7 separate regions of the Mus musculus genome follow, and all the other regions are linked to region 1. Evidence: chromatin loops called from intact Hi-C (ENCODE). Cell type or tissue: left cerebral cortex. All regions are shown on one strand. Region 1 overlaps 4930480M12Rik (RIKEN cDNA 4930480M12 gene). Region 2 overlaps Gm29687 (predicted gene, 29687). Region 3 overlaps Gm29835 (a long non-coding RNA gene). Region 4 has its middle 110 kb from the start of Gm29835. Region 5 has its middle 110 kb from the start of Gm29835. Region 6 overlaps Kidins220 (kinase D-interacting substrate 220). Region 7 has its middle 25 kb from the start of Gm29968.

Region 1 (4,000 bases):
CACCCACCAGCTCATCTGGAGCAGTTGGCTTCAATCCCCATCATTGCTTTCTCCTGAACAATCCAGAGAAAATGCTGATGGCCAGCAGTAGGATTATGTATTCACAATATTTTCATATCTATGCCAGGAGACATAAGCACAGAGGACATCATTTACACTAAACATCCTGGTGTGTCGCTACGGAAGATGAGGTTTGCACAATCCGACAGGAAAAGAGACATTCCTTTAAAAGCAGAAGCCAATTATATAAGATGATACTTGCTTCATTTGAGAAGTCTTTCTGATTTTTATATTTAAGGATTTACAGCAGGGACGATGGGAGCGAAAAGAATGAGCCACGAAGGAAGGGCTTATTCAATGTGGCACCTTCTGTGAAAGTCTTAAAAAATCAAAGTACAGTACATTTCCCTCCCCTCCCCTTCCCTCCCCACTGTCTCCTTCCTTCCATTTTGAGCATTTTTGCATCTGCCACTGTTAAGGAGGGCGGGCGGTTGCTTTTCAGAGTGTCCCTCATAGGCTTTCCCTGCTGGCCACACGGCCTTCTGTGCGAGGGCCGCAAGCTCGTTGTATTTTTCCGCTGTGTCTAAATAGAAATCGTTCATTCAAATCTTATTCAACTTCCTAGATATAAAATGCAGAACGTGGCAAGGGCCCAGCGCTCTCTGCGGTCCGATGCAAATGTATGCAAATTTCTTCATATTAGAATCATTGTCTGGTTGTCATCCTCGCACGGGGCACATCAAAGCCATATGACCTGATTTTTGCACCTGCTGTTTAATTAAATTTACAAGGCAGACACACTCTCCACTCCCACTGTTGCACAAATCCGTCTTTACAACCACAGCTTCTAATTTACAAGGCAGTTGACTGCTGAGTTTTTTTTTTCCATCCATAGCTGCCCAACTGCTCTTTGTTAGACTGAAGACTTTTTAAAAAAAATTAAAAAGGAAGGCATCATTTTGGCAGATGGACTAACAGAAATATTAAAAATTAATTTTTATTTTCGATCCAAGGCTTGATTTTTAAAGCTCTTCAAGTACACAATCCATATATAGCAAATTGCATCTTCTTTATGGATGTGTGTTGAGGGGTTTGGCCTGGGCACACAACCCGCATGTGGGTTATGACGATGCAAAGAAGGGTCTGAATCCACGCTTTAAAGCAGACTTAGTTCTGTCACTTACCCACATATTAGGCAGGTTAGCGCTGCTGGGTTCTCCACAGTTTTATGGTTCTAATTACTTAGAGAGCAAGGGTGGTCACACACAAGGATGGAGACTGGAGGACAATCACAGTTCTGAGGGCTGTGGCTGTTTTCAGAGAGATATTTATTAGTGAGAGTGCTGTGCTGTGAAACTCTCCCTTGGCCTCCATCCCTGAAAATTTTAATCTCCGCACCACAAGTATCTAGACAACAGGGGAGGAAGGAAACAGGAATGTTGGACCCTCCTTGCTTTCTATTGAGTTTCTATATAATACACACTACCCCCAACAGCCACCGAGGTCTTCTCTCTCCAAGAGCCCGTGGCTCAAGTTCATATCCTCTCCCAAAGAAGCTAGTCTGTGATAGGAGCTGGGGAAATGTTTAAAGAGGTTAGAAGGAATGAAAAATACTTCTTTGTCTGTTCTTCCTCGTTCATCCAGGCTAGGGACCTAGGTTGGCTGATAATGCCCCTCTGTTACTGTAGGACATTCTATTTATTTTTATTCAGTCTGAAATCTTCAAGACCCTCAGAGCCATCATTTTAATGACATAACTTGAAAGATGATTTTCAGATAAAGGAAAGTGAACTTCTGAGATCTGACCTATAGGTGGCGCCACAAATTCACCAAACCAAAGAACACTGCAGTCAAGTTTGGAAAAAGTGGCATAAATTTAAAACCTTGAGCTACACTAACTGTGGGACATATGGGTTGCGTCCCAGGCCTGCCCAAGAATAACTTTGAAGAAAATTTTGTTTTCTGGCAATACAGATGCTAACACACCACAGAACCTTTAAAAAGAATAAATATGTAGATGGCTCAGAACTTTCAGAATAATTTAACCTTCCCCCAAAAGTTAAGATAGGAGCAAAAAAAATAAAATAAATAAAATAAAGATAGTATAAGCTTTAGTGCTCTGCCTTGGGGAAGGGGGTGAGCAATTTGGTGACAGTGATGCTCAAAGAACAGTTTGCCAGTTGGTGTGCATTTAATAATGCTTTATTGTATTAACTTCCAATGTAAAGGGAAAGAGAGAAATTTAGAATAATCTGATCCTTGATGAATAAATAATATGAAAATAAGGTCCTGCATGTAGAAAAATGCATAAGTATCCAAATTGTGATCTTTTTCCTTCTTTTTTCTTGGCATGAACTGCCTGTTCCAAGTGTTTCCAGTTGTGGATCCACTGTAACACTTAGGTAGGTGTTGCCTGGAAAGAACGTTTTCTAATGAAGCAGGATTTGTCAGCCCATGATTATAACTGCTATTGAAGCTCTAAGACATTAGCATCTGAAGAAGCAGTAAGCCTTTAATTCTTAAATGTCTTGATTGGTCTCGAAAGTGACCAGACACAAGTCAGAAGCAACAGGCATGTCTGTTGTAGCCGTAAAGACCAGCAGCTCTCTTGACACAGGGGTTTCTTGCTTTAGGGTGGACTTCTGGAGAAACATAGTAAGGACATACAGAAGAGGGGTATAGCTACAATTAGTGCTGTTTAGTCCCTTTGACTACGACATCCCCTGTGTGATGGAAGCTTCCAGAGAGAAGGAAGGGTCAGATGACCCCCTTGACATGTTTTTTGGTTGCTTTAGACAATTGGATAAGGGCAGCAAGCAAGACTGGTTTCTATTTTTCCTTAAGTAAAAATGGTTTAGCATGGGGAGCTAAGCATATGATTCAATGGTTAAGGGTTAGAAGACATGGGTTCACTTCCCAGCACACATATGGGCAGGACGTGGCCACCTACAGCTTCAGTTCCAGGGCATTTGATACACTTTTCTGGCCTCTGTGGGCACCAGACATTTACATGGTCCATAAAAACTTACATAGGCTCACACACATACACATAATAAAAATAAATGAATCTTTAAAAGCAAAGAAACCATGATGCAGGTGCTGAGGATATGGCTTAGCAGATATGGCATTCAGTCTAGAGACAAAAGGAATTGGCTTTGAGCCCCAGCATCCGTGTGAAAAGATGGGCTCAGTGGCCCCTGCTTGTTGCTTGTAACCACAGTGCTGGGGAGGTAGGGACAGGAAGATCCCTGAGGGTCACTAGCCAGCTTCTCACGTTTGACAAACTCCAGCTCAATGAAAGGCCCTGCCTCCAAAAGCAAGGTGAGTGACCCCTGAGAAATCACACTTATGACTACATCCTCTGACCTCCACACACATGTAACACATGATCATACACAAACACAAACATACACATAAACATGCACATGTACACAGGGACACACGGATATATACACATGAACACACAGAGACATATCATACCACACACACATGCACACACCTCGCACACACTTAACATGGTGGTACAATTAGCTGTGCAGATTGTCTATCCAAAATAAACAGGCCAAATAACATTGCGATACGTTTCAATGTTGAAGAAAAAGGCTCCTACAAACAAAAGAGACTGACTCCTGTGAGCAGGAATCTGACTACTGCAGCTTATCTTGATTTAAGCTTTCATTACATTCTCACAGGCACGATTCAAATGGAGACGAAAACTTAAACATTACTGTGTGCAGTGCTTCCTGTCAGCCACTGGTTCTTCCTTCACACATTCACACTAAAATGAATGCAGAGGTACCAGTCCACTTCACATAAAGATGCATGCCTGTGTGTGTGTGTACATACAATTGGAGAAAAGGAAAATGGTGCTTAAGTCTGCGTCTCAAAGCAAGGACTGCCAATATAAATCTCTTGATTTGGATCTATGCAGAGTATCTCATCCCGTCAGGCACAGAGCTGGGTCATTCGCAGTGTCTTCTTCTTCACCACATTTTCACTG
Region 2 (4,000 bases), 130 kb after region 1:
TATCTATCTATCTATCTATCTATCTATCTATCTATATATATATATATATATATATATATATATATAGTTTATCTACCTATCATTTTATGTCTATTATCTATCTTCTATCTATGTCTCTATCTATTGTCTATCTCTCTATCATTTATCTATCTATTTCCCATCTGTCTATTCATCTATCTTTCATCTATAATCCATCTACTATTGTCAATCAATCTACTGACTATCGTCTCTCTCTCTAGTTTCCATTTTTCTATCATCTAATTATATACATATATATCATAAAATTCTCATAATTAAGATACATACTTAGATACATATTAATATATCTAGATTTAAAATAGCTACTTCTTTATATTCAAAGAGAACACAAAAGAGATAGACAGAGAGTTGAGAATAAGAGAGAGAAAGTTGAGAATAAAAATGAAAGACCTAAAGCAAGATAGCTTTGAGATTTTGGATGAAATAAACTGGACTAGTAGTGGGTCAGGTGGCAGAACAGGTGTGTTAATGCCAGAGTTAAAGTCAGAGCCAGCAAGGTGCCCCAGGTGGCATGAAGATGAAGCCAGGACACAGCTCATGGGAATGTGGCTATGTTACAGAAGAGCTTGCAAGGTTCTCATTGTGCGTTCAGTAGTGAAACCTCTAAGAGGAGTGTGACTCTGTATTTGACCTTTCTCATTCTAGCGGCTGAACATGTTTGTTTGATGGAATTAGGAGCTGTTTTGTTAAAGCTTTTCAGTTCCTGTTTGCATGATTCTTTAGACGGCAGTGTAGGAGTTTGTTTCCAAGAGCCTCTTGTAAATTCATTCAGTAATTATTTATTGACAGTATGCAGTGTTAGTAAGTCCAGAATCTTTTCTCAGTGCCTCTTTCTTAGTGTATATGGAAAAGTTCTCAGGGCTAATGCTGTCCAACCTGGAATGGCTCCTAAGGAAAAGGTAATTTAAATCACTCAGGTTGGCTATGTCCAGCAAATGCAAAGATCCAAGAAGAGTTGACTCCAGCTAGATTCACATAGAATTGGATAGAGGCACAGTGGGTAGGGTGTCATCCTACCTCCCCTCCCATCCACCCTCATTTCTTCACTACAGTGAGGATAGACCACAACCCTGGGACTCCTATACTGATTTCTACTCTGTTCCCCAGTTCCTGGCTACCCTGGCTCAACCTCAGCACTTGCACCTCATCTTTGGTGTGATTAAGAACACCAGAGTGTTTGTGAATAGATTTAGACAGTATCCATAGAACACAGAAATATGTGCTGGGAAGGCAGAAGGCTTTGGGGGGGCGGGAGATGGAAATTGGAATTGCATTTACATGGCCAGCTGAGCTCCAGGTCTACCAGCAGAGAACCAAGCAGGATAGCACCCCAGCACACAGAGCCTGTTAAAGGAACAATAGTTAAGTTTTACTTCTGCTTCTTGCCCTGCTCTGTATATGACTCTCTCAGCCTGGATTAGTGTGTCCATTTCTGCATCAATCCCCACGCATCCTTTGAGCGCCAACTCAAATGGCACCTTCTGCTGGAAACTTGCACCATTCTGAGTCCCCTCGGAGTGGAGCTGCATCCATCTCGCACCTCCTCTTGTTGATCTCAGCTTTGGCTTTTTCCACAGCCTTCCTATTATGGCCATCCGTTTGCAGAGACCATGCCTGAGCTATTTGTGCATGCCTGCAGAGTGTCTCTCTAGACTCTTGCAAAGATTAAGTCTTGAGTGAGAGGTTGAACTCTTTATAAGCATTGAACTGCGTGTTTTCCCATGTTATGCACCAGTAGGCCCATGAGAGAAGAGACGAGGGGAGATCTGCAAGGGAAGTAAATGGTAGTCGGGTACCTAAACTGCACAGTTGTAACTCTTATTCTGAAAAACAAAAACAAAACAGCCACACACACACACACACACACACACACACACACACGAGAGAGAGAGGGGGGGGATATGTTAATTTTAACAGGAATAACACACAATGGTGTACGTGACACAATGGAGATGAGGCAAAACCTGGGGGGGGGGAGTTGCAATCCACATGAACATCCAAACCTAAAGATAATTCCAAGCGAAAAGAGGGATATTAGACCCCAGAGAATGCAAGTGTCTCAATGAAATCCTCCACCCCTTCATGCCTCCTTGTGTAGAGCAAAGGTGACCACCCCTGAAGTACACAAGGCTCTGACACAAAGGGCTGATGGCCCATCTAGAAGGTGCTCCAATCCCAGCTTCTGGTTTCTGTGCACTGTCTCAGCTGTGTAGCTTCAGACAGTCCATCAATCTCCCATGTTAACATGTCTACTGTGTGGCATGTAGGTAGTGATAAAGGCAAGGTGATGTGTGGATAAGGCATAGGTGGTGTGTGGATACAGTGTGGGTGGTGTGTGGATAAAGTGTGGGTGGTGTATTGATAGACAGGATGGTTGAATTAAGGTTTTAGATCAGATTGCTTTTTAAAGCTCACTTGAGAATTCATACTCCCGAACAAACTTTCTGTTTTATGGGTGTAGTTTCTTAGAAAAAGAAGCAACAGTCAACAAACCATAACACTGAAAACATTGTTTCACACCAGCATCTTACAAACTGCCTTACTGAGCAGATTGTATATTTCTGCTCTATAGTGGGACCCAACACACACTGAGGTAATGATGGAAATATGAAATGAATTTCAACAGATAACTAAGGATGCAGCTTCAAAGGCTGGTCGAGTTCTTGGTACAATAATCTTTTCCCCCTCTAAGTCATTTATATTTTATGAGCCGGAAACAACCGATTCCAATAAGTCTTTGGGCTATGGAAGCAGCCAGGGTTGGATGAAATGTAGCATGGTGTAATGGATGAAGCAATCACTCAGACGGAGCTCGCAGCTCATCCGTCAATAAACCTGTGCTGTGTTGAAGCTAGTGGAGTATGGGAGATAGACATCCAGAAGACGGTGTTTGTTCAGTGCATTGGGAAAACCCATTTTTCATCGGCTCACCAAATGTGCCTGAGAAGTTACTAATTTATCATGTAACAAAACAAAACAAAACACCACTGGTGTGACATAAGCATGCAAAACTTGGGAATACTCCATTCCCTTCTTTTGAACCTTGGAAAGCCAGTAAATAAAGATTATGATGGCAGTGACAAACTGGGTGGGATCTGGCCTGGACTCAGCAGAGGTGGAAAGAGTGTCACCTACACGGGCTTGGAGATAGCAGGAAGGCCTGGGCTCTGCTTCAAGGTCCTTGGGAGTCAGCTCTGAAGCAGGAGCAGATTAAAAGAACTTGAGGATGAACTTGAGTGTCCTTGACGAATTGAAGAGCTCCTCTAGGCAAGCAGGCACTTCATTTCCTAGTAGAGGTAGCTCAGTCCTCAGAAGATATTTCCGAACTAACTTATAGTCTTCTGTCTCTCCAGGGCTCAGAACCCACAAGGATTCTCTAGAGGCAGGGTCTCAGAAGAATGAAAGCTCAGCGTCTGTTTCCATGTGCAAATTGGGGGAATCTTGTTTCAGGTTGGTTACATTTGCTTTTGATGGCTATGTCATAAGTTTCCACAAACTTAATAATCACGATTTATGATAGCATGGTTTCTGCGGCTTGGGAATTCAGATTAAGCTACCTAAGACCTCAGCTCATAACTAGATGATTTTCAAAATGTCCAGCAACCTTTGCTCAGTTGGTAGAGTACTTGCTTAGCATGCACTAAGCCCCCGGGGCAAATCTGTATAATCTGGATATAGCAATGTACAGCTATAATCCTAGCACTGGGGAGATGTTGACAGGAGGAGATTCAAGGTCATTCTTTAGTACATAGCAAGCTCAAAGCCAGCCTGAACTACATAATACGCTGTATAAACAAGCAATAAGCAAGACATCAGATAAAATATCTGTTCTTTGGAGACTCAGGGGGCAACAATCTGCCCCAGGCTTCTTGGGCTAAGTACAGAATTCAGATGCATGTGGTTGTGGGGGCCCTGGCTACTACTTTTTTCATAGGCTGCAAAAAGTTCTCTGAAAGAGCAG
Region 3 (4,000 bases), 240 kb after region 1:
TTCTTCTTCTTCTTCTTCTTCTTCTTCTTCTTCTTTCTTTTTTTAAGAACTCGTGATAGGGATGAATCAAAGACCACGAGAATGTGTAATAACAAAACAAGAGTGGATTTAGAATCCAGACAGAACTAATTTTGCACTCAACACATTTCACTTGGAAGTAATATTTTTTTTGTTTGTTTCATTTTTTTTTTCACAGAAAAAACATGGCTGCTGTGATTATCCACAACATTCACACATAGGGTTGATTTTAAAAAAGCTTGGTACCTGGGATGCATTCAGGTGAAATAGTAGTTGTTATTAGTAGCTAATATTATTATGTCCACTGAATGTAATATGACCCTTAACAATATTTATTTCTGCATATACATGGTCCTTAGTGTAGGGGTGTGTGTGTGTGTGTGTGTGTGTGTGTGTGTGTATCTGTGTGTCTGTGTCTATGTTTCTATAGGTGTGCTTATGGAATTCAGACGTATTACTCAGGTATATCATTCCTCGGAACTGTACAAATTGTGTTTTGAGACATGGCTGCCTAATAGAGGACTGAGGTTTAACAAATAGGCTGACTGCCAGGTAAACCCCCATGACTCACTTGTCTCTATATCCCTGGTGCTGGGACTACAGATGCATGCCACCACACCAGGCTTTCCTGCATGTATTGAAGGTAGAACACAGGTCTCCATGACTACCTGACAATGCCTTCACTGGGTAAACAATATCCCTAGCCCCTGATTTTTAAATACACATCTACTAACCCAACCTAAAGTCTCATCCAGACCTTGAAAGTCTAAGTGAGGAGTCAAAGCCACACAAGTGGCCCGTCTAAATTTAGAGCCAGAAAGATCAATAATAGACTGATGATATCACCTGCTTGTTATTTCAAACCAGTCAGGGAGGCAGGACTCCTGCATCACCAAGAAAGAGCCTATGAGGCTAGGCCTCCACCATGGAACTGAAGGTTGGCCTCTACTACAGTGCTAAGGATAGACCACTGCTACAATGCTAAGGCTAGACCTATACTACAGCACTGGAGGGCAACATTGTCTGTACTGAAGAAATTAGGTCATCCATTCTCATTACTTGTCTCCAAAGCCCCTGGGAATTATTTGTTCTTGGTCTTCATGTGTATCTCACCCCAGAATTCCACTGGCCTCTAGCTCTCTCCTTTTCAGTCAGTGTGAAGCCATCATCTTTGCAGACAAACTTTTTTTTAAAAACAAGTTTAAAAATGTACTTTGTAAAACTAGAACACAGAATCTTTTAAAAAGATTGTTATTTTCCCCCTTAAGCATCTTCCAGAAACAGCCAGCAAGGAGAGACACATCCCCCACACAACCCACACAAGAATATCAAAATCTGTTTGATAATGAATTTGAATTTTTTCAAAAAAATCCATACGCTAAAATCGTTCTTATTTTTAATTTTTCCCTCTTTTTTCAAATTCATGGACATAATGTTTCTTATTGCAACTCAGAAACATCTCAAAATAGCTGCCAGAATTTTACAAATAAACATAAAACCAAGACTTTTGCAGTATAAAAATAGTTCTCACTTCTGCTCTAAAGGTTGGTTGCCCTTCTGAATCTTCGGCAGGGCTGGGACTGCACAGGCCTCACAGGCACACTGCCACAGGGAGATGAGACCAGTTTTCCTCTCTGGAAACACTCAGACAACATTCTGTGCCTTGCATCTCATATATGGAAGTGCAGTCCTTATTTTAAGTAAAGATGGGAATGCGGGTATAAGGCTGAACTCACACAGAAGCGATCGGTTCAGTCACACTGTAATTCAGGCAGGGTTATAAGCATCAGAATTCTTCCCCTCCAAAGTTTCCTGTGACAAATATTAGTTTTTAAAGTGCTAAGGAATATGACAGCTCCTTAACTTAAATTGTGTCTCTAGTTAAGTAAGGGGAACAGATGCCTTATAATTGCTTCAATACAGCCAACATATCCCATGACTCTGCTGTAGAGGTCAGCTCTGAGGTTGAGGTCTAGCTTCAGCACTGTGGTAGAGGCCTATCTCTACCTTGTGGGTGGGAGGTCTACCCTCAGTTCTGAGGTGGGGGTATATCTTCAGCACTTTGGTAAAGGTCTATCCTCAATGCTGTGTTAGAGGTCTATCCTCAGATCTGTGATAAAGGTCCACCCTCGACACCAAGGTAGAGGTTTCTCCTTGGTGCTGTGGAGGCCAACAGTCAGCTTCACTGTGGAAGTCTAACCTCCGCACCAAGATAAACATCTACTCTCACAGCTCCCTTCCTGGTGGTAGTGCAGTCCTGTCTCCCTGATTAATCTGAAATGAAGAGCAGGTGATATCATCAACATGTTATTGAAGCCAAGTCCTGGAATCTCCATTTTGATTGCAATTACTTTGCCTACAATAGTGAAAATCATTGCCCTTTCTGTCACAGAAAGAGTAGGATACCCTAAATTTGATTTGAGCGGTGACAGTGAAACACGAATTACACCTGTGTTTAGATTAATAGCATTTTGCATGATCAGGTAATTTTTTTTTTGGTACTTACACCTCATAAAGTAAAAATCAGGAAATTGAATTTCAGTTTCCTTTGTGATTTTCTGCAAGGGTTTACAAGAGGACTCTGCCTCGTTTTCTGCTTCCCTTCTATCTCCACACTAGTTAGCTCCTTTCTCTCATTTGAACTCTTCCAAGTGTGTCCACCTTGGATCTCCAGACACATTTTATTGCCGTGTCTTCTACCATGAGGTTTGGTGGGGGACAACTTTCCATCACTCTTCTGCATTTCTTCATGATTTAAGAGAGAGGTGGGAACTGTGGAGCATCGGACCATTTATTCAAAGACATCTGTACAGTAAACAACCTTGGGCAACTGGGACAACATCTCTCTCACTCTGGAACAAAAGGCATGCTTACTGCCCACTGTAAAACATTCAGATGGCCTCAGTAAGTAGTCACTCTATAAAAGTAGACATGGTATTGTCAGGGGCCAACCAGCTCTCTCTTCATTGCTACTTGAGGGATACTTCTCCAGCAACTGATCTGATATGCTGACATTCTGGTACAGCCTTCATTTGTGACCCTGAACCATCTTGCTTATACACACACACACACACACACACACACACACACACACACACACACATTTATATGCTTATTCAATTGTTTTTATAGCATCGGTTAAATGGTGGTTGACTAAAACTGTTAGTTTACAAGAAGACAAATTACACATCCTGCATTCCTGACAGTTTTGGTTATGACATGAAACACCAACAGGGGTAGAACCCTTTGAAAGAGTACAGAGTACAGAGGAAAGCCCAGAAGGCTTTGCTTTACCTGTGGAGTCCATCTACTGAAGAACGCAGTTGGCCTGGCCCCAGCTGTTTCAGTGGGAAGTAGCAACTATGCCTCCTGGAGCTTACTCAGTGCTCAGAGTGTGGGCGTTAAGGTGCATGTTCTGGGTTCCTTCTGTTGCTGGGATGAATGCCCCCTCCTAAACCAACTCAAGCAAAGAAAGAATTTAGCTTACACTTCCATGTCAGAGTTCATCACTGAAGGAAGTCAGGGCAGGATTTCAAACAGAAAATAAAGTAAAAACCATGGAGGGACATGTAACCTTGCTCTCTAGTTTGCTTAGCCAGCTTTCATGTAGATATCCCAGGCCCATCTAGCCAGCTATGGTGCCAGCCACAGTGTTCTGGGTCCTCCCACATTAATAATCAGTCAAGACAATTTATCACAGACTCAACCACAAACCAATCTGGTCAAGGTAATACTTTAATTGAACTTTCTTCTGCATTACTGAAAAGTGGAAACGTTGAAAAACAAACAAACAAACAAAAAAGCCAAGACACACACACATCTCACCACAATAACAACAAGAACAACTGACCAGACTAGTGTTGTTTTCTGTTGACATTTATAACAAATTTTAGGGACAAGAATAGGAATCTGATGTAGGGATACCTCACAACCTCCAAATAATGGAGGCAAGGAGACACCAATTCTCTGTATTTTCCTCAAG
Region 4 (4,000 bases), 360 kb after region 1:
TCTGTGGTGAGAGGTGGGAGAGGACTGTTATTCATTGGAACCAGGAAAGACAAATTCACCTTCTCATGTTTCAGAGTAAAATGGAAAAGATCAAGATCTATATAAAATATATGATATAAAATATATCAGCTACTTATATACTCCGTATAAACAGGTCAGAAGATAGCAATGTCAAATCTCCAACAGTGGAAATAAAATATATAACTGACCAAAAAAGTAAGAATAGAAAAACCTGTCTCTAAATGACCAAAATAGAAGGTGTTCAATCCCATGAGAAATATAGTCAGCAAGATGGCATCTTCTCTTCCTAGAATGTGCGGACACTGTGGCGCATTTCCTCTCATCGTCTCTGCAGGTAGATAAGTGAGGCATCTGCACACAGGACTTCGAGTTGCCAGTGTGCAAATCAGCTTCACATGCACTGAGGCTATTGGCCAAGAAATATTCCAAGTACTGATAGTCCCTGAAGGGGGAATTCAAACTCTACCCTGTGATTGCCATTTGTGTGAGACAAGACTCAAATTTAGACCAATGGAGAAAGAGTTAACTGAGTGTTGGCCCATCTGTTGATCTACTTAGCTGTGTATTAGAAATATTGCTGACAATAACCACAGAATGGAGACACATCAAATCGTTTGGTGAAGTTAACACTGACTCATGGGCCAAAGATAGTTCAAAGACTGTATTTGTCTACGTCTTTGAATTTTTTATACTAAGCAAGTCTTGCTTTTATGAACTGAAAAACAATCAGACTTAGGAATGACATGAACTGCTTCAGAGGAGAGCATGCAAGGTTTGGTCTAGAAAGACCCAGAACAGTGTTGTTCTGAGTCTCTGTCACCTGTTGGGCGATGTTGGTCTTCTGCAGTATGCATTCTTATATCTCTTAAACAGCGCAGGTATTTACAGGGGTGCAGTGAAGACTGGAATTTAACGTTTCTCATGCATAACTCAAGCTCATTTTCATCACCCACAATCCATCTAAATGGTACCCAGCAATGTGATAGAAGACCCGAGTAAATTCTTGTTCAGCTTCATTAACTCCATGAGAAAGCCTCTATGTGTATCCCCCACCTGGTGTGGGTCAAGTCAATAGAAGGCTGCCCAGCCTTTTGAACAAAGATATGCTCCCGTGTGCACTCTTGGGATTCTCCCATGCATCTGTTAGAAAGGATGGGGAGTATAAGTCTGCCAAAAACCTCACCATCTACAGTACCAACCTGAGTTACTCAGAAAAAAATTTAAAGTGGATAGTGTTTGTAAGCTCACCCCCACCTGGAGTCCCCCGGGGGCACTGAGTTGGAGAAGTGGGGCTGAGCTGTAAGAGCAAGACTGAGAATCATGGCAGCCCCTCTGACTGCATACCACACAGCGACTCCCCAGGATGCAAAGGCAGCAACCAAACAGCACAAATTGGAAAGAGGAAAAAAAGTGTGAAATCTGCTCTGGGCCATCAGAGGAGGCTGATGTAATCCGGGTTGACTCCAGGGACAGTAATGGTGCCAGCTATGGAGGCCACATGGCTTCTAATGAGGCCAGGCCCAGTTGCAGCTCAGAAGAGTGGGTGAGCAAGCCAAATCTCACCCAAGGACAGAAGCAGCCCTGACAGCTGGTGAGTGAATTAACTTCAGGCAAACCAAGTGGACCCAGGTGGTGGGACATTTCGAATCTTTCCCTTCTGGTGGAAACAGAACAAAACATTGCATGGAACACAGCCACCATGGCCTTTTTTAAAATTTTTCCTTTGATTTCTTCTGACAGATTTCTTGGAGGAGGGGGCAAATAAGAGGGAATAGCTCTAAGACCCACCCGGACAGACATCAGTGACATGGCAGTGCTAAAGGTTGCTTAGAAAGGGCTATTTGAGAGATGGAGCATCCCTACTGAGTGAGATCAAGGCAGTGTCCAACATGGTTGAAGGACACCTTGTCAGATGACTTAACTCTTGAGGAGAAGGACCGCCATGGATGGTAATCAGTGCTCCTAAATTGCTGACCCCAGGCATTTGCACAGACGACTTTTTTCCCCTCCATTTTCATAACTAAATGGCTGTCTTCCCTCCCTGAGCTTCTCACCCTAGAAGTGCCCTGCAGGGGCTGCCATTCTTAAGTTGGGTAGACACCTACTTCCTACAGAATTCAGCCAATAGGCTGAGCCTGGTAGTTTGAAAGCCATCCTGCCACCTGGTGGTTGTATCCCTAAATTGCAAGGGCAGGTCTCTAAAGACGTGAATTTATAAAATAAAAAACATTAAACCATTTTGACAAATGTCAGAGAGACATGAGCATTTCAAAAGGATGGGCAAAATAAAAAATAAGCATATGTTGTGAAAGAAAATAGCCTCACTGATGAGAAAGAGACCAAATCAAACGTGAGTGGGCAGACAGGAAACACAGAAAGCGAACACAGCACTGGGTGTGGGCAAGAGACACCCAGCCCCCCTGATTCTGGTTATTCCAGGAAGATCTGTCACATTGCCGAGGCTGAGGTTAGCATGGTTCCTACACAGCCTGAGGAGGCAAAAGGTTATGACAGCATTTTGGGCCTCTGCATGATAGATAGTACAGAGACCTCTTTATTAGAATGTCAGTACGCCTAGTTTCCTTTTATTTCTTTATCTCACATTTATTTGTTTATCTTTTTTTTCTGTCACCAGTTGTGCCCTGTGTTTAGATCACAGACTGCACATGCAAGTCAAAGTCACCAGGGAGAGGCAAAAGAAAACTAAGTGAGAAAATGCCCAGAGAATCCAGAGCAGCAACAGAGCAAGCCTAAGCTTCGATGAGAACAGGGATAGCCCAGCTCACTTCCAGGGCAGGTCTCACAGGAAGCAGCATCTTACCAACAGTGTCTTGATGGCGGCAAGGGGAGGGGAGGAATAACAGGATGGAACAGGAACATGGTGAGAAAGTGGGATGAGACATCGATTGTTAAAGCAGAGAGAATATAAAATAAAGGGAGTTAGAGCAGGGCAAACAGCAAAATAGAGTGGTGTACGCTTTTAGTGCCTGCATTTGTCAGGCAGAGGCAGGAGAAACTCTGAGTTTGACGAAAGCTTGGTGTCCATCACAAGTTTCAGAATGGGAAGAGTAAGCACTTAAAACTCCAGACTCCGGAAGGGGAGGCAAGTAGGCTGACCACTGGAGGTCACTGGTCGGCCATCCTAGTCTACTTGGCAGGCTGTGAGAGACCCTGTCCCAAAACAGTCAGGGGTCAGGAATTAGAGGACACTTGATAAAGGACACAACTCACTCACATGAAAACACATGCACACGTACACACATGAGAAGGGGTCCATCCTTGAAAATGCCAGAAAGAAAATATTTCACGTAGAGAGGGGGCTGAGGCCTGCAAAGGCTCACAGTAACCAAAGGACACAGGGACTTTGAAGTTCACCCTGACAAATCTGGAATCTCACTGGAGAATTTTAAACAAGAGAGCATCAGCTACCTGGAACACACAGATAACGACTGTAAAGATCACTCCTGGGGCCCTGAGAATTTCAGAGGCTCTGACTGTAAAACCCAGAGAGGCCTTCTGAAAAGCCACTGTGGCTCTTCAGGAGGAAGGCATCTCCAGAGCTCTTCAATGCCAGGCATCTACCATTGGTTTGGGGCATTTAGCTAACATATGCAGGTCATGTGAGGGGTTCCCATGGTACACACAAATGCTGGTGAAAACCTGAAGTTGACTTTCTGACTTCCTGGTGACCATTTTAGCACCATCACAATGAAAAGACACAATGCAATCCATTTGGGGATAATCACTATAGAGTGTTTTAATCCCCTAGGCATGAGGTCTGTGGTTGCCCATCACAGATTTCAACTCCTATTTTTTTCTCTTATCTCTGTTCTCCCTCCCACTTCTCAGCTTCAAGATGCCTGTCTCCTCTTTTGCTCTGTTTAGAGACAGTCTTTAGAGTAAGACCTAAGGAGGCTTGATCTGGTATTATACAGACTCTTCCAAGGGAGTCAGCTAAACAGGGAACCTGTAAACCATG
Region 5 (4,000 bases), 350 kb after region 1:
ACCCAAACACCAGTGTGATTCTGCTGAGAGTGGTGACATTTCTCCTCTAGATGGCAAAACCAAATACGAGTCAAGACTTACATGACTCGGTGACTGAATGGGGGCTCTAGAAACAGAGTTTTACTCTATTTAATCTTTCTGCAATGCCACCTGGCTTCCCGTGGCACATTCTGCTGCTCAGACCATTGAAATGACTCTCCTAGCTCACTATAATATGCTACGATGACCAAGTGATGTTTTCTGGGCTCCTAAAGTATACACTGGAGCCCAGGATCCTGTGGTGATGCTATGAAGGGCAAACCCAGTCCCAAAACCCCACTGGAAAGAGAGATGTTTGGGGATGCAGTCAGAGCAGCTGTGGTATGCTCAGGAGGAATTTTGAGTGAAGACTCTGAGACAGTTCTCAATTGGAATAGAAATGGGTAGAAGGCACAAGTGCAGCTGGCAGCGCAGAATAGAAAGAGAAATTCGAGTAAGTACCTGCCTCTCCATGGCTGGTTCCATAGATAGGATAAGCAGGTTTCTTTCAAAAACAAATTCCTAAAATGTGAGAGACCTACTAGCCTGAACATAATAGAGCACAATTCCCACAAGCTAAATGGTATAGCCTATGTCACATTAGATAATTCGTTTCCATTTCTTGGTGTAGCAGCAAGGTTATAAAGGAGATCATATGACTCAGGGCACATGGGTGGCTGTTGTTGAATATAAGTGCCTAGATAGGTTCTCAATACAGAGAAAAGGGGTCAAGTTCAGTTAAATGATGTTACCAAATCATGTGTGTTAAGGCCCTTAAAGATAAAGTCAGGGGTTTCATATGCCCACATCCTGGTTTTAAAGGCATCTATTCTCAACTCTCTCCTCCGCAGCCATCCACTGCGTATACTTGGCCACAGTGAGATTGTTTATATCATGGAATCTGACATGTGATACCAATCACTTCCTCTCCCTGTCTCCCTGGAGAGCTTGGTGCTAAATCTTTACAACTAGATAAAATGTTTTCATTCATTACACTTAATGCTAATCTGTTTCTTTCTCCTACTACCAATGACATTTTAAAAAGTTTGTCGCCAGTCCTTTTATATATCAGTGTGCATTAGTGAGATGATCTGCATTCACAAGAGGACCCCATAAAAGAACTAATGCTCTAAATTTGAAGCATGTGTCCGTCTTTCTCAGATGAATTTAAATTCCAAGGTCTCTGTGTTCTTCAGTCCCATATGGTGCCATGAGGTCTCAGCCCATCGCATCGGATGGCTCTGATTTAGTAACAGACACGCACACACAGAAAGACACGTCTTCCAGTCATCCACCATCTGCTGGACTGTGGGAAAGAGTCTGTGGACCTGGTCAATGGGAAGGAGCTTCCAAGGTCTGACAAGGTCTGATCTCTCACTTGACTCGGAGAGCTGGAGTCAAAAGTTTCTCCACGGTCACTGAAAAGTTAGTGATACGATTATGGACAGAAAAATGACATCAGTGATAAGAATGTATTTTCTATGCTGACCCCTGGCAAAATGGAGTCTCCTCTCGAAGAAAACTCTTATGGGACATATAGGAGGTGACATGGGAGCCAAGCACACATCAGCTTGCTACTTCCACCATGAGCTGCCATTTGATCCAAACATTGACATCCCCTTTCCAAAGTGCTAATGCTGGTATGTGCAGTCTGGCAGTGCCATGGTGAGTGGTGTGACTTCCCACAACAGGAAGGTTTGCACTGGGTAGACAGTGCAGAAAGAGCAAACGGTGATAGGACGAAGTACAGGAACAGGGGCGGGGGTTGGGGGGGGAACTTCTGACCTGCTCACTTTCCCTCAGAGCATCCTGAGGTTTTTGCCTCTTCAACTTTGAATAGTATGACATTCAAATGATCATTTTGTTTCTCTCCCACAGCCCCACCCTGCCCCCCATCCCCCAATCTCAACAAAAGAAGAAATGTAACCTCATATCCTCGCTCTGAAATTAGTTCTATTGTCAAAAGATGACAGCTGTATCCTGATTCCCAGAATTTCACTTTGGAATCAAACAAGCATTTCTGAATCCATTGTGTTAGTTCAAACAGATCTGTAATGGCCCCTCAGCAAACCATTTTCAGAAGACTTGTGTAAGTAAGATAAAAAAGACGCTGCTTCTACAGAGTTGCTTTTATGGGCTAGGTCAGAGTACTCTTTCCATGTTGTTCATTCCCAGTCGAATTTCCTAATAGTCTGTCTCCTCTGCTAACAGATGCCCGGCCTCATGTCGGAACCAGATCGTGCCACTGCTGAGATGCTATCCAGCGCCTTTCTTATTGAGCCGTTTCCCTAGCAGATGGTGTAATGCTGCAGGCACACTCCTTCCTGTTAATTACCAGCCTTCTCTGCAGATGGAAATGTCAGTCAGCCTCACAGGTCCCGGTTCCTGCCATTGCCTCAGTCCATAGCCCTCTACCTAGGAAAGATGCTGCCAACACACACCATGTGTTTTCTGACTGCTGACTAGGCAGGCAACAAAAAACAACTTACTTCATGAATATTCATGGCGGAATGTTGAAAGTTCTGTTCATCTGTGATGCTTATAGATCTGCTTAAAGGGGATTGCACCTTCCTCAGAACACTCTGCCCCTTGTTTTCCTACACGGAGGATACGCGTTACCAAAGTAGGTTGCCATGGCAACATAGAGAGGACCATGAAAGTCGTCCATTTGGAGCCTTCTGCAGGCACATCAATTTCTGACGAACGCTCTTCTCGTACCTTTAAGTGTCACTTAATTATTCTTGTTCTTCCACAGCTCACCAGTAGTTATCAAGCTAAACTGATTAACTAATAACTTGGTTTTCATTAAAGCCTTATTATCTCATTAGCACACACATAACCTGTATAAATTCCTTCATCTTTTCTTTGTATTTAAACCTACTAAATCAAGATAAACTAATTTCACTGAGGCCATTCTTTAGTCATTACATCAAATTATCTTGCTCTCTGTGGAAAAGTCTTTAGCCATCAAAAATGGGCATCCTTTCTTGTTTAGAGGAGAGGCTCTGGGGTTGGGTTCAAGAGCAGGGAAGGAGATGGGAGCCCTTCAGCAAGCATTAATGGAGGGTAATTCAGAGAAAATTTTCCGTAATTGTTTGCATCTTCTAGAGATGCTGCATTTGGAAGTAAGGCCACATGCGGCAAAAGGGAATATTGTCACAGTTCAGGACGCTGCTTAGCTGAACTTTAATTCCCTGTGATTTCATCCAAAGACAGTGACCGTGGAGCTAGAGTTGCTTCTGACAAAGACATGAATGTTTCCAGGGGAGACTGACTTTTAGAAGTCACAATGACTGGAGTCCTGGAATGGTGGAAGAGCCTATCACAGAAAGAGTGGAGCAAAGAGCTTCCCAGAGTACTAAAGGGTTTACTTGTTTATGAAACGTAAATTAATTTTTTCTTTGAGTTTCATTTGCCTTGGGACAAAGCTCTATGTTCTGGACTTCCTAATAGGAAAAGAATTTAGAGTTTGTCCTGGAGATGTGAGAAGCCCCAGCTGAATACCACAGTAGGTTAAACTGAAAAGTTGCTATGTGTGGCTCCCACAGGTACCACAGCATATGTCTCCTCTCCTAGATGAGTATGAAGAAGTACCTGTTTTTCCTGTATTTTCATGCACTGTACACAGGGAAAGAAAGCATGCCAAGGTGTCTGGCAGACAGAACAGAAATTAGGTCACTGTGAGTGGCCCTTCCTTCTGAAAAATAAAAACAGTTAGAAAAGTACCATGAACTAGGTACTATGAATGGATGAAGGGGAGATCACACCAGAGCTGTCCACTGCCATACTCAAACTTCACAATTGCATCTTGTAAGCAGTATGTGTACTTGTGTGCAGGTAGTTGTTTCAGAGCAAGCTCCTCAAAGAGGGACAATCCTAGTACTGATACGCATGAGCATATCAGTTCATTGTCAATTACTGAATGAATGATACACAATTTACAAAGAGTAGAAGATGCCATCACTGATTACAGTCAATTGAT
Region 6 (4,000 bases), 1.2 Mb after region 1:
TCTTAAACCTTGTTGCTTCTGTCCACAAGGAGCACATTACACACTGGCTCTCATTTCAAAAATATCCTTCAAAGAACCTAAAAGAGGGAAATAATAATACAGTCCCAAGACGACTAAGGTGACAGTGAGGAAGTCAGAACTGCACTGATGGGTGTGGACTAGAGAGACAATGAGAAAGAGGAAGACACACCAGGTACACCACAGCCAACTGCTCCTGCTCGCTGACTGAACTGGGCTATGAGCGCACCCATATCACACAATGAGGGAGAGGCTGGTGCTGAGACCTGGGATTTTTCTTTTTTCTTTTTTAAAAATATTTTTATTAGGTATTTTCCTCATTTACATTTCCAATGCTATCCCAAAAGTCCCCCATACCCCCCCCCACTCCCCTACCCACCCACTCCCACTTTTTGGCCCTGGCGTTCCCCTGTACTGGGGCATATAAAGTTTGCATGTCCAATGGGCCTCTCTTTCCAGTGATGGCCGACTAGGCCATCTTTTGATACATATGCAGCTAGAGTCAAGAGCTCCGGGGTACTGGTTAGTTCATAATGTTGTTCCACCTATGGGGTTGCAGATCCCTTTAGCTCCTTGGGTATTTTCTCTAGCTCCTCCATTGGGGGCCCAACCTGGGATTTTTCAATGTGACACCGTGGCTCTTCCCCCCCCCTCCCCCAGGGAAAAAGCTTTTTAAATAAATCACACAAACTAAAAAAGTGTCAGCACAGGTTTTTTTTCCTTTATAAAAGGCTATTTTCTATTGTAAAACTAATATATGCTTATTGTATAATAGATATGATAAAACACAGAAGGTAGCCTGGAAAGGATAAGATTTAGTCAATCAAATATAGTAATATATTTGTACTCTTTTATTGTATGTATGTGTATGTATGTATGTATGTGTGTGTGTGTATATATATAAACTCATATTTATATGAGTTCAAACCATAAATAATTTTGAATCAATCAGAAATTCTCAAATGTAAAAATAAGTGAATTTTAGTCATTAAAAACACTTACTAGACAATGTTACAATGATCAATATGAAATTGTCTTGAAAGTAAACAAATGGCCAGAATGTTCCAGTTCTTCTGGGTTCTCCCTACTAACCACCAGGGAGTAAGTAAGCTGATCTGAGATGTGTGAGCGAATGCTCCAGAGATAAAGCAATGAAAACCACAACGGAGATGCTCAAACAGGTGGACAGGAGAATTGGGAGAAGGGCCAGTGTCCACTAAGTGATGGGTACAGAGTGGATGGAGGCTGATATCACAGAATACAACTGAACAGGAAAAGGGAGTAGACTGTGTTGAACTTGACAGGGGCAAACCTCATAATCAGCTATATTAAGTAAGGAATCTGGCCAGTGTGAAGGAAGCAGATCACAGTTCCCAGGGAACTTGGGGAGGTGAGGAGGAGAGTAACAGGACCACGATGAACCTGGAGGAAACCTGCCTAGTGGTGGCATGGCCACCTCTCTGACTGGGAGGACAGCTCTGCAGACCTAGGCAAACGCCAGCCATGAGACCGCACAGCCTCCGCACACGTTTCCTATGGTAACAGCATCTCTAGAAGCTCTCCTCACAGCACTGGCCAGTTACTCAAGAGCCTGTGCTCCTGGGTGGCACTAGGGCTCCATTTTAGGGGAAAGAACATTTGCCTGCTCTTCCCAAGTGAGATGGAACCCTAAGATTAGCAACAGCTGCATCTTTTCTTTGGGATCAGCACTTTATTGCTGAGACCCAGTACTTGGCTGGTAGCCAGATATTAAAAGTCATCTGAGGGAAGATCCAGAGAACAAAATTAGCAAACAAGGAAAGAATGGGTGCTCGTGAGAAAACAGGGCGAGCAGTTCTGTGTGAGTCTCACAGACTCCTGCTACAGACTCAAACATGCACACAGCACAAAGCTCTTTAAGATACCATTGCTTTCAATAAAGTAAAACAGCATCCTCACTGATTATTAAGTACATTTAATGAGTAATGAAAACCTGGAAAACGATCACATGGTATCATTTGCAAACGTAGAAAAAACACTAGAAATGAAACAGTTAAAAAGGCAGTTCATTTCTCAGAAGTGTAACACACAAAAAGAAGAGGCTAGGAAGATTTAGATAAAAACACACAGCTGACAAGTCACATGAAACAAATTAACCGAATCCTAATGCCAGCGTTGCTTTCAGCCTGAATGCGAACAGTGTTCTCAGCGTGGCGAACAATGCGGCTGTTCACAAGCCAAACGTCTACTGCTGCTCTCCAGATTGGAGTCTCTATTCTAACCTTTTGAGCTCAATGCATTAAGCCCTTCTGTTAAAAGAGACGTTTATGTAAATGATAATCTTTTGGCAGTGGGCCATCAAAATCATATGGGCTTTTATTTTTCAGATATTTTTTCCAAAGGTTAGCATTTAAAGAATTTAAATAACTTCACTTTTCAATTAAGAGCAAATTTAAATTTTCAGCACTAGGAATCATGTGAACTAAAGTTGCCAGCAGTTAAATGGCCCACAGAAAGCATTTTTACAGTACAGGCATCACTGAGCTCCCAGGAAGCTTGAGTGTAGTTTCTTTTGATGCCACTGATCGAACAGCACTTGTTAATGCCAACATCCATGTAAGTTAAAGCATTTTGATGATAAATGACAGTGCTTTATTATAGAAGACACAAATAAATTACTTGGCAGAATTTACATAAGTCATTCCTGTCAATTCTATTCAAAGTAAGGCTCAAAATTAAATGGAAAATTTTATATCTTAAAGGTCCATAATGTATAACTTATGAAACGGACATTATATTTTTTCTGAAGTTGGTCATCTAATAATGTGATTATCCAATAAAGAATTAAAATTAAGATTTACCCCCCCACCCCACTCCACCTCCCAATTTTCACTCACTGATGATCAAGCCCAGGGTTTCACGAATGCTAGGCAATCCAAACATCTTTATAAGCTCTCATCTGCCTTGGAACTGTATTACACTTGAGACAAACTTAACTTCCAGACGACCCTCACAATAATACAGACAGAAAGGCCCACTCAGTGCTGGGGATGTACCTTCATGAAAGGGTGCTTGCTTAGCACCCACAAAGCCCTAGGTTCAATCACTAGCAATGAAGGAAAAAACAACAAAAGCCACCCACTGTAATGCCAGAGTCAGAAACAAAAGATACCACACAACTCATTTTAAAAGTAATTTTAAATGACATAAATTATAGGTGTATATGCCTGAATGTTGATATATGTGCACATGAGTGCAAAAAATCATGGGACAGAAGTTTGTCAACTGCCATATGTGTGCTAGGAACTATACTTGAGTCCTCTGGCGTTCAGTACGTACTCTTAACTGTTGCACCATCTCTCTAGCCCCATAAAACTCATTTTTTTTTTTTACTACTAATATCTTTGGAAAGACAGACAAAACCCTAGACACTCTCTCCTCCTGTCTTCACCCACTTACTTCTCAGTCATCCTTTGCATTCAGCACAATTCTCTTGCTTAGGGAAGCCTACCTGAAGGACGCTCGTATTCCTCTATGACAGACCTAAGGTCCTTACTCTCCTGCACGCCAGATGTACACCTACTAGTGCAAGTATCTTCTTAAACATCTTACTCCCTCTCCAGACTGTCCCTTCCATTAAAGTTGGTTTTGACTCCAACTTTGTCAAAACTTTAGTACATCTCCAGTGCCTAGAATTCTGTCATAGCACAGTTGCTTAATAAATATCTGCCAAGTGAAGAGACAGACAGATAGACAGACACACACAGACACACACACACATACACATACACACATTCTTTCTAAAATTTTACCCTTTCTGACAAAATTTTGTGCTTGAAAAAGAATAGGTGGGGGACTGGAGAGATGGCTCAGTGATTAAAAGCACTAGCTGCTTTTCCAGAGGTTCTGAGTTCAATTCCCAGCAACTACATGGTGGCTCACAACCATTTGTAATGCGATCCAATGTCCTCTTCTGGTGTGTCTGAAGACAGACACAGTGTAA
Region 7 (4,000 bases), 51 kb before region 1:
ATGTTTGCCCAGCACTGCAAACTGCTTATGGGGTTCATTTACATCTCCGACATCCCTTCATAAATAAATGGGGATGTATTTCCAACTTGGAAATTAGTCTCCCTTGTAGGATGTTTTTCTTGGGGGTGGGAGAGAATTATATGAATGAAGTATCTGTGGTAGTTTGAATGAAAATGCCCTTCCTAGGTTCGTAGGGAGTGACACTATTCGGAAGGATTAGGACATACATGTAGCCTTGTTGAAGTAGGCATGGCCTGATTGGAGGAAGTGTGTCACTCTGCTCAGGGTGGTGGGCTTTCAGAAGCTCAATCCAGGCCCAGTGGCTCCCTCTCTCTCCCTGCTGCCTGCAGATTCAGATGGAGAACCACCAGCTCCTTCTCCAGCACCATGCTTCCAGTTGTGATAATAATGGGATAACCTCTGAATTTGTAAGCCAGCCTTATTTAAATGCTTTATTTTTATAGAAGTTGCCATGGTCATGGTATCTCTTCAGAGCAATAAAAACTTTAACTGAGATGTACTCAGCATTCTTGGGCTGGTTGTTGGAATGAGAAAGTGACCCCCATTGGCTCCTGTGGCTGAACACTTCGTCTTTAATTGGCAGTGCGGTTTGGGAAGTTTCTGGAACCTTGGAGAGGTGTGGTCTTGCTGGAAGAAGCATGCCATTTGGATACAACCCTGACTACCCATAGTCTCACGTCACTTCTAGTTTGTTCTCACTACTTCCTGTGTGTGTATGATTGACATGGGATCTCTCAGTTTCCTCTTCCTGCTGCCATGACTCCCCATAATTATAAACTCCCTGTAAACTGTCTTGGGTCATGCTTTTTCTCTCTCTCATAGCAACAAAACATAGCTAATACTTTAATTCTACTCTGAATTCTTAGTATATATACACACAGTGATGGCTGTTAGCACCCATAGACTCCAGATCATTTCTGCCCTAAAACGTGCATCGTTAGAGATTAGTGGCACGTACTGAATGGACCAGGTTCTAAATAAAAGCTGGGCTTCATTTCTTATGATGTTTCTGTGATAAAATACTCTGACAAGAGAAACTCAAGTGGGCAGAGGTTTATTTCGACTTGATGTTCAAAAGTATATTCCAGCATGTCAGAGAAGTCAATGTAGTGTGTGCTTAAGGCAACTGGATATATCTAGCCTGGAAGCAAGGAGCAATGAATGCCTGCATTCAGCTCACCCTTCTCCTTTTATACAGTCTTAAGACCTTAAGTGTGACTCCTGCCACCCTTACTAACCCAGTCACCCCCAAGTATGTCAAAAGGCTAAGTAATTCCTCACAGGTATGTATGCCTGGATGCTTGTCCCAAAGAAGAGTCCAGATCTTGTCAAGCTGGCAACAAAAGAGAAAGCTGAAATGCAGAAATGATCATTTTGAAGGTGTTTCCATAACCACCTGGACAGGGGGGCATCTTACTGGTCCTCCTATTTTAAAAACCTTAAGGGGAAGGCTCCCTAGATCATAATTTTCAAATCCTGCCTTCATTAAAAATTAAGGTGAAGTAAAAGAATGATAGAATTCTTCCCCCAAGCAGAAAGCAAACTGAACATAGTCATCGAAGCTGAATGCCTATGGATGTTATGGTTCATAGTGTTTTAAGGAAATCAGGGGACTATGGCAATGGAAGTCCAATGGTGGCCTGAAACCTCCATGAATACAGAAGGAAAGAGGGTAGAAGCTCACTCTCCCCGTATGACAGATAGACAAGCAGGGCTCAGAAGTCCCTACCTGGGAATTGGTGACTGTGGGGGTGCCTTCTCTAAGGAGCAGCACTCTCTTAAACAGCTTGCTGTTGGCTTCCAAGGGTGGACACACAGCTGGGGTTCACCAGCCCCTACTTCTCCTGGCTCTCACTAGGAAGGATTGCCTCTGTTTAACTTTTTTTGGAAGATCAAATCTAAGGCTGGCTCCTTTGGGTCACAGGACTCCTTAGAGCACTTTTCTTTTCAATCCTGAAAACACTTCCCATGAGTCCCCTCTTCTGCCTACCCCTGACCTCCCTCCGTTTGGCTTTGCTTGTTCAGCACAGCAGTATTTATTCCCTGCTGAATGAATCCATTTCCCCTTACCAACACAGGAAACCTGAACTCCTCCTGGACCCCATAGAGAATTTCCTTGGAGAAATCACCAGCTTTGTTCTCAACAGCAGGTGGCACTGTTGCTGTAGGAAACCCTGTGGTTTCCAGGGCCTGGGCCAGCCATGAGATATTTTTACCCAAAAAGAGAAAAGGCCCAATATGAAACAAAAACTTGGCAGAAAAAATTCTGAGAAGAATGCAAGGCTCCTGAAAGACTGTAAATTACCAGCAAGTCCTTACACACTGAACCCCAGCTTCGCCAGACCCCAACCCCCATTCCACTTCAGGCCTTTTGGAAAAGGTAACCATCCCGGCAACCCATAGCTGCTAATGACCCCTCCCCTACGGCAGCACGATTCTGTCCCTTCCCACCAGGCCGGGAGGTTCCCACTCAGGATGATGTGACCAACATGAGAGCAAATGCCCTCTTGTCTCCCTGGCTACTGACCTCAGGGGAGCACAAGGGGACTTTGCTATTGGTGAGCTCTTGCCCAGAACCCCTGCCTCAGTTCTCCTGAGGCTCACATTAGCGAGAAGCTCCCGTTAGGGCTACATCTCCCAGAGATCCAGCTGAGTCCAGGTGTGGGCAATGTGGCCAAGAGGAAAAGCTATTTTTTGCCTTGTGCCCCGTAGCTTGCAAAGCTCAGTCACCTATAGATTGGCTCTTGGCATCCATAGCAACAGTATCTAAGGCTCCTCCCAGGTCTCTATTTACAGCACTGAAACATGAGTGTGTGTGTGTGTGTGTGTGTGTGTGTGTGTGTGTATACAGGTTCAGGTGTGTACCCATGCAAGCAGATGCCAGAGGTAAGGTTCAGGCTTATGTCCCAAGAGCTGCTGTTCCCTCCCCCTTTATTGATAGGAACTCTCCCTGGCCTAGAGCTCTCTAAGCAGGCTAAGCTGGCTGTCTAGTGAATTCTTGGAGGTCTGCTTGTCTCCTATGTACTGCTGGACTTTGAAGCATGACCCACGTGTCTGGCCATACCCCTGTGACAGTTATATATGTCACCTCTCCTACCTTACTCTGAAATGGTCCTTGGGTTTGGCAGGTGTGTGTGTGTGTGTGTGTGTGTGTGTGTGTGTGTGTGTGTGTGTGTGTGTGTGTGTGTTCAATGGAAAGTTGGCACATCATGAAATATATAAACAAAGAGTCAGAGTTTGAGGTGAATAGAAAGGTTGCATACGCCAGTAAAGAGCACACTCAGATGAACACATGACCATAGAACTTAAGTAATTATATATACACCATAAAGAGAGAAAGAAACACACATAAGTTAGGAGAGGTTATCCTGGTTAGCTTTAATTGTCAACTTGAGACAGTCTACAATAAAAGCTTCAATAAAAGAATGACCTTAATCAGATTGGTGTGTGGACATGTCTGTGGGGTTGTCTTACTGTGAGTGGACATAGGAGGTTCCAGTCAGCTGTGGGCAGTACCATTCCAAGTAGGAGGTCCTAAAACTGATAGGAAAGCTGAGTATAGGCTAGCTTCTGTGCGAGCTAACCAGCAGCATTCTCTCTAGTTCAGCTGTACCTCCTTGGCTGTGCAGTGAGTTCCTTGGTTAGAGGTACTGCAGGCAGATCTGTCCCAAGCTCCCTCCTGGTCGTGGCTCACTAATGGACTACGGTCTGGAGTTGTGAGATGAAACAAACCCTGGCTTCCTCACGTTGCTTTTGGTCAGAGTGTTTCTCACAGCAATAGGAAACCAGAACAGAGACTGAGGGAAGCAATGTGATCATTTCACTGTCAGGTGTGTGTGTGTGTGTGTGTGTGTGTGTGTGTGTGTGTGTGTGTGTGTCTAGTCCCTGATAAGGCTAATTATGTGTTGGGGTCAGGATCACAAATACTAGTGGATAGAATAGACTGATAGCTAATCTTGTCAACTCCAGATTTAGACCT

The links. A loop is a pair of places that touch in the nucleus more often than their neighbours do. Peaks named below come from ENCODE experiments on the same cell type or tissue, not always from the same donor. Only the 100,000 strongest peaks of a DNase experiment are listed, where the experiment ranks them.
Region 2: it touches region 1 in a loop (9-fold over the local background); 6 of 42 quality-filtered maps call a loop at or near these places.
Region 3: it touches region 1 in a loop (1.9-fold over the local background); 3 of 42 quality-filtered maps call a loop at or near these places.
Region 4: it touches region 1 in a loop (2.9-fold over the local background); 15 of 42 quality-filtered maps call a loop at or near these places.
Region 5: it touches region 1 in a loop (3-fold over the local background); 15 of 42 quality-filtered maps call a loop at or near these places.
Region 6: it touches region 1 in a loop (3-fold over the local background); 9 of 42 quality-filtered maps call a loop at or near these places.
Region 7: a loop joins it to region 1, with 2.1 times the contacts of the local background. A loop is called at or near these places in 2 of 42 quality-filtered maps.

What each region holds. Positions count from the first base shown.
Region 1 is chr12:26,224,420-26,228,419 of GRCm38, reverse strand. The region is part of intron 2 of 4930480M12Rik (RIKEN cDNA 4930480M12 gene); the gene reads right to left. Among named protein-coding and RNA genes, the nearest start is that of 4930480M12Rik, 15 kb to the right of the region's middle. In left cerebral cortex, a CTCF peak has its summit at 1,809 (motif pointing right); DNase peaks (open chromatin) are centred at 540 and 1,849; H3K27ac peaks cover 1,733 bases.
Region 2 is chr12:26,096,885-26,100,884 of GRCm38, reverse strand. Gm29687 (predicted gene, 29687) reads left to right here. Exons shown (of 5, transcript NR_131149.1): 4 at 3,393-3,489. Among named protein-coding and RNA genes, the nearest start is that of Gm29687, 110 kb to the left of the region's middle. In left cerebral cortex, no CTCF peak of the experiment used is centred here; a DNase peak (open chromatin) is centred at 1,503; H3K27ac peaks cover 924 bases.
Region 3 is chr12:25,980,363-25,984,362 of GRCm38, reverse strand. It overlaps Gm29835 (a long non-coding RNA gene), which reads right to left. Exons shown (of 6, transcript XR_381359.2): 2 at 3,313-4,000. Among named protein-coding and RNA genes, the nearest start is that of Gm29835, 3.3 kb to the right of the region's middle. In left cerebral cortex, no CTCF peak of the experiment used is centred here; DNase peaks (open chromatin) are centred at 1,346 and 1,601; H3K27ac peaks cover 1,229 bases.
Region 4 is chr12:25,862,754-25,866,753 of GRCm38, reverse strand. No RefSeq gene overlaps it. Among named protein-coding and RNA genes, the nearest start is that of Gm29835, 110 kb to the left of the region's middle. In left cerebral cortex, CTCF peaks have their summits at 2,188 (motif pointing left) and 3,178 (motif pointing right); a DNase peak (open chromatin) is centred at 2,267.
Region 5 is chr12:25,869,694-25,873,693 of GRCm38, reverse strand. No RefSeq gene overlaps it. Among named protein-coding and RNA genes, the nearest start is that of Gm29835, 110 kb to the left of the region's middle. In left cerebral cortex, no CTCF peak of the experiment used is centred here; a DNase peak (open chromatin) is centred at 2,424; H3K27ac peaks cover 790 bases.
Region 6 is chr12:25,032,401-25,036,400 of GRCm38, reverse strand. All of the region lies in intron 22 of Kidins220 (kinase D-interacting substrate 220), which reads right to left. Among named protein-coding and RNA genes, the nearest start is that of Gm36236, 59 kb to the right of the region's middle. In left cerebral cortex, no CTCF peak of the experiment used is centred here; DNase peaks (open chromatin) are centred at 1,725 and 2,212; H3K4me3 peaks cover 407 bases; H3K27ac peaks cover 1,055 bases.
Region 7 is chr12:26,275,642-26,279,641 of GRCm38, reverse strand. No RefSeq gene overlaps it. Among named protein-coding and RNA genes, the nearest start is that of Gm29968, 25 kb to the right of the region's middle. In left cerebral cortex, a CTCF peak has its summit at 2,177 (motif pointing right); a DNase peak (open chromatin) is centred at 2,203.